Linked DNA regions of Mus musculus: region 2 is linked to region 1. A link is a loop called in an ENCODE intact Hi-C map of the cell type or tissue named here. Cell type or tissue: left cerebral cortex. All regions are shown on one strand. Links, peaks and the distances in the headings refer to the core of each region. The heading gives the core; the rest is flanking DNA.

Region 1 (2,817 bases), core at 1-2,500:
ACATTTCCTGAGCTTTCAGAAGTTCTTTAAAGTCCAAGGTTTGGATCTAGAGTAATTATTTCATATCTTCTCTTTAACTCAAAATTCTGTGGCTGTTGTTGGTTATGCTGATTATCTTTTAAAAATTGTATAAAAAAGACTGGGATTAATAGTCAGACTGAAGATCCCACATACTCTTGGCTGTCTTCTCAGGACACCCCCTCAACCCCCACCCTGAAAGTGGTGTTCTGGAAGTATGGCAGACAGATGGGAGCACGGACTTGCAGCTTTTACCAATTATTGGTGGTGTGAAATTGGGTGAGTTTCAAGCTGCCTTCTCTTGCATGTGAGTTTGATGGTAATGTTTATCTCATGGGATCACTGCTGTGAGGGTTAAACAATCCTTTTTTCTTTTCCTGGAGTGCTTAGATAGCACACTGTGGGGGGTCAGAGAGTAAACATGGGCCGTAGGCAATGTGTCAGAGTGGCCACCTCAGGTCTTTGGAATTGTTGAGCCATTGCCCGTCTTTAGGTTGTAGGGCCTGTGTCTCCACTACAGACCCTCAATCGCAGGTCCCTGTGGCTCATTAATGCTGCCAACCCCGTATCATAGATGAAGAAAGGGAAGTGTTGTCGCATCCAATTTCTGGCCACACATCTCATCTCCAGGCATCAACAGAACGAGACTAGAATGCAGATTCCAACTCAGACTTGTGTCTCACAACCTGCTAAACTTTTTGTATTTTAATACGTCTTTCCCTGCTGCCCAGATACGGTGTTCGGTTAGACCACAATCATTCTTCAGTGAGTTGCAGGTCATCTCCTGGAAGCCATACTCCATCTCAGAAACAGGAATTAGCTTTTATAGTAGTTATAGGGGGAAAAAAAAAAGAAACCATGTCTCAGAAGCTTTGCTTAAACTTTATTGTTCTCTGAGAAGTAAATTGAGCGTGGACCGCGGCGGTCCGCCACTAGGGGGAGCTGCGACTCTTCAAAATGTCAAGTTCTATATGGAAAAGAACGCTTTGAAAAGCATTTTCTATCTCGGTGACATCCAGAAAACACAATCAAAGAAGGGTTTGAGAGGTTTCAGCGTGGTTTTCCACGGGGAGCCTGTTTCCATTAACTTTAAATAGAGAGGGCAGAGACAGACCAAATGGATTCCACCCAACTGCAGAGTAGAGGACCATTGAGCTTATTGAGGTTACTCGCAGGACAACAGAGCACTTACGGATGCTACATCGCGACTCACTGAGCCACCCCCTCCCAGCAGATGCTGCTCACATATCCTCATGATATCCTTACATATCTCTGTGAGCCTTTTCTCCTCAGTCCGTGGGAACGTCAGTAGACCCAGTTTCGTGCAGACCTGGTGGGAGGGACCCCAGTCGCTCAGATTGAAGATGACAGTAATAACACACAGTGCAGCACACAGCACAGGGACAGGCACAGACTGCACAGGTTGAACAGCCGGTCACCTCTCTCAGGGCTGGAAAGACGGCTGAGCAGTTAAGAGGACTTTGTTGTGTTACCAGCACCTTGGGATGGTGAGCTGACTGACTTGGCTGCTGGGAACTGAACTCCTGTCCTCTGGAGGAACAACATGCACCCTTGTCCTGAGAGATGGATCCCAGCTTCACGTGATGTCCTTCTTAACAGTTTCAATGGTGATTTCCATTGAAACAACATACAATTTCAAGGTCCTCCCTGATGGTTACTGGTTTTGATAATCTTGCAAGGACTTACCAACTTTCCTTTTGTGTAATTGTTATTTGTAGGAAGTGGGCTGAGAATTCGACCCACCCATTATTATTAAGATTGTTCTGGCCTTTTACAAGCTGTTGATTTAAATGAGGAGGAGTCTGGTCAAGTTTTAAATAACCAGATGTTGGATTCTTCTCTAAAGACAAGAGGCTCCTTATGGGTATTTGGAAGTTAATCAATCCATCAAGAACTGGCTGTCCCAACAGCTTGATTCCCTTGCGCTTCCCAACTGAGCCCTGTTTGGCAAGTTCACTAACTAGTCTATCCCCATTCCCATCACTCCCTGCACTCAGGTCACCATTTCACTAGATTCTTTACTTCACCAATTCCTTCTCATTACCCCTTCCTGTCTCCATGAATAGTCTAGTGGGCTGAGTAGCTCTTTATTCCTAATTGTGTGTCTTGTGAACACACACACACACACACACACTCACTAATTTCTGGTGTGACATTTTCTATAAATAGCCCAAATCTCATAACATACAACCTACAATGTCTACAGTGTATATACTATAGGTTCAGAGTCCTTCTGTGTCTGGTTCCTTCATTCCTCTCCTGGTAAGGCAGAGCTTGCAAGTCTTTCCTTGGTATCAGGATGACAGTGTACTTTGTGGAAAGCGGGATCGAAGATGGCAGGGATTTGGCAGCACTCTTTCTGTTGGTGGTCATGGGAGTCAGCACCTTAAACGACTGGATATGAACATGGTGGTCACCTAAGTGTCAGCTCCGCTCTTCTGACGCTCTGTTCGGCTAAGATGGACTCCTCTTCATGGCACAGCAATTGCAGCTAACACGGTTGACCACTGGACTGCCAACGCACAGGGCAGGCTGAGCAGACCACATGAGTTATCTCTCATAGATTGAGGCCTTCAACACAAATTCTTAAGATTTTTCCTTTAGACTCACAACAATATGCTTGCTTTGCCTCCCAAGCTCTGGGATTAAAATGTGCCACCGCATGTCTTGTTTCTCTTGTAAAAAAAAAAAAAAACCAAACAAACCCATTACTTTGTTTATGAGTAAGCCTGTGTGAATATATGCAACATATGTGAGTCCAGGGAAGCCAGAGAGGAC
Region 2 (2,817 bases), core at 318-2,817, 630 kb after region 1:
CATTTCAAATGTTATCCTCCTTCCCAGTTTCTTCTCCATAACTCCCTATCCCCTCACCACCCACCCACTCTTGCCTCAGAGCCTTAGAATTCCCCTACACTGGGTCATCGAGCCTCCACCAGACCAAGAGTTATTCTTATAGCTGAAAGTTTATATAATTTGTATTTTATTAGATTTGTAAAAACATCCTATTATGCTAAAGTAAGCCATGGATTCTCATAATAAATGTGTTAAAATTTGATTTTGTTATTCTAAAAAAAAAAAAAAACCCTAAATGTCTTTGAAGAAATTTGTGAGCTACTGACTAATGTCCATCGTAAGAATCGCATTCAGAATATTTACATTGTATACAGGCTCTCTGTTGTCATGACCTGATTCTCCTCCATACATTCTATCACAAGTTTGTTTACTTATTGGTTTATTCACTTGCTAACTCACTCATTCTTTCATTAATTTCTTTATTCATTAAGACGGAGTCTTACATAGCCCAGGCTCACTTCAAACCTGCAGAGCTGAGAATAGTCTTGAACTTATGATTCTTCTGTCCCCATTTCCCAATGCTGGAACTACTGCTGTGTCCCTCACTAAACCTGGCTTCATTATGGAATTTCTGTTTTTAATGGGCGATGGGATATGAGAGTGGAGATGTCTAGAAGGCACCAGAAGTTTTTATTGCTATTTTTTCTTTAATTAAAAATAGATTCTTCTCTCACATCCCGATGACAGTTTCCCTTCCCTCTACTCCTCTCAGTTCCTACACACTTCTCCTCCCATCCGAAGCCACTCTATTTCTGTCTCTCATTAAAAACCAAACAGGCTTCTAAGAGATAATAATAAAGTAAAATCATAAACAAACTAACATTCTGGAATTGGACACATACAGAACAACAACAATAGTAACAACAACAGAAAGAAGAGAACCCAGGAGAATGCAAGCAAATTAGAAATCCACTCATTCACTTATTAGGAGCCCCATAAACTTACTGAAGTGGATACCATAACATATGTGCACAGGACCTGGAGCAATCCCGTGCAAGCCCCACAATTGCTACTTCAGTCTCTGTGAGATCATACGACCTTTGCTCATGTTGATTTGGGGAAGGGGCTTGTTTTCTTGGTGCTTTTTGCTTTTATACTTTCTACCAGAAACTTTTTAAACATCAGGGTACATAACTTCATAATTTTACACAGTTTCAAGTGGAGGTTGCAAGGGATTCTCTACCATGCTGCTTTTATTCTATAGGAAAGAACAAATAAAATTTTGCACTCAGAAATTAAGTTTCCATCATTTTACGACTCCCAGAGCTTGTTACAAGTATGCTGCACATAGCAGATGCTCATTAAATATTTCTGGAACAATAACTGTTCGCTCAAAGTAAAGCAGGCTACCCACTAGTTAGTTAGCCACTAGATGGCAGTGCCACACAGAGAAGCCCGTATGCCGTGGGCGGGGTGGGATCTTTACATGTGAAAGTGTGTGTAAGCCAAAACCTATTGTTTTTATACAATGTCAAAAAAATCTTAAATAAATATTTTAAGTTTAAACCACTTCGGGTTCTATATTTTCTTTTGTAATTTGTCAGGTTTTGTTTTGACTTCTTAATCAACTTTGACAATTGCATAATTATATTGCAGAAAATGGTTATTGCTTAGGCTTGGGTCACTGGCTTGCTACTCTCTCCTGCAGTAACATTTCTGAGTGTGAAGTGTGAGCAAAGCAAACACCCAGGGGCATTCTTCAGTTTCTGTGGCACACTGACTGTTGTGCTTCATCCCACTTAGGGACAAACATACCAGAAGCAACTACGTGAGACAAGTGTGGTTGAAGTGTGGTACTTTTTGAATAAGATTTGTGTCCAAATAGTTAATATTATATGTCTGGATCTGCAGATGATAACTAATTGAGACAATTTATGTAAGTTTCCTCATATTGGGAAGCCCCAGATGCCAGTACACCATGCCATCGACCAGCCAGCTACTGATCCTTCTGATGCCTGACCCTGTGATTATTAATGTGAGTCCCTGAGTTCCTTCTGTTTTTAGTCTACTGGAATGAAGCAGAGAGATCTAATTGCCCCAAGATAGCAAATGTCTCACCATTTCTGTAGCTCTGGAAGTGGACCTGGCGGCACAGGTTTGCTCCACATCCCACGTGGTTGTGTGGCTTCCTCATGGGCTCTTTCACTATAGCAGTTTTTCTCAGGGACTGGAGACAAGCAAGGCATGGGTGAGGGTTAGCACTCTTTGGGAGTGGAGTATCAGTAGGGTCCTTTCTGAAGCTCTGCCCCACTACTTGTTGACAAGTTACACTGTGTTTCTATTTGAAAAGTATCACTACTAAGAAGATACTTTAGTAATGATGATCTCTGTAGTAGAAAGGCTATATTGTCACATAATATAGTTACTGTGGTTTGTGACTATGACACTGGGAGACAGTATTGACTATGTAGCAACAGGAGATAAAGTTGGAAATATGGTTGAATGTGGGTGTACATAAGAATAGGAAAGACAGGTACTCATTGCATGGGTTATTAAAGCCACTCTGGACTTCATTTGTGTCATCCCATTTACATTGTATAAAATTTATCACAAATTCAGAAAGAAAGAGTGTTTTTAGTGTTTAAGGTCATTTTGAAAAGTATTTCAAACTTAAATAATGAAATTTACTGTTGACATCCAAACTGAGCGTTCATAGGCAGAAGGATGAAATGAAACGAAATTGTCAGCCACAAAGTTTCCTTGAAGCAGTGAATTTGTGACTACTTGGACATGTGCCAAGCAGACTCATTTTATTGATTAGCTCTGTGAATGTAAGTG

The links. A loop is a pair of places that touch in the nucleus more often than their neighbours do. Peaks named below come from ENCODE experiments on the same cell type or tissue, not always from the same donor. Only the 100,000 strongest peaks of a DNase experiment are listed, where the experiment ranks them.
Region 2: it touches region 1 in a loop (4-fold over the local background); 6 of 42 quality-filtered maps call a loop at or near these places.

Annotation. Positions count from the first base shown.
Region 1 is chr3:40,442,581-40,445,397 of GRCm38, reverse strand. Gm30184 (a long non-coding RNA gene) reads left to right here. Exons shown (of 4, transcript XR_389710.2): 3 at 193-297. Among named protein-coding and RNA genes, the nearest start is that of Gm30184, 9.8 kb to the left of the region's middle. In left cerebral cortex, for the core only: a CTCF peak has its summit at 951 (motif pointing right); DNase peaks (open chromatin) are centred at 991 and 1,198; H3K4me3 peaks cover 443 bases.
Region 2 is chr3:39,813,628-39,816,444 of GRCm38, reverse strand. No RefSeq gene overlaps it. Among named protein-coding and RNA genes, the nearest start is that of Gm46834, 100 kb to the right of the region's middle. In left cerebral cortex, for the core only: a CTCF peak has its summit at 1,406 (motif pointing right); DNase peaks (open chromatin) are centred at 1,421 and 1,713.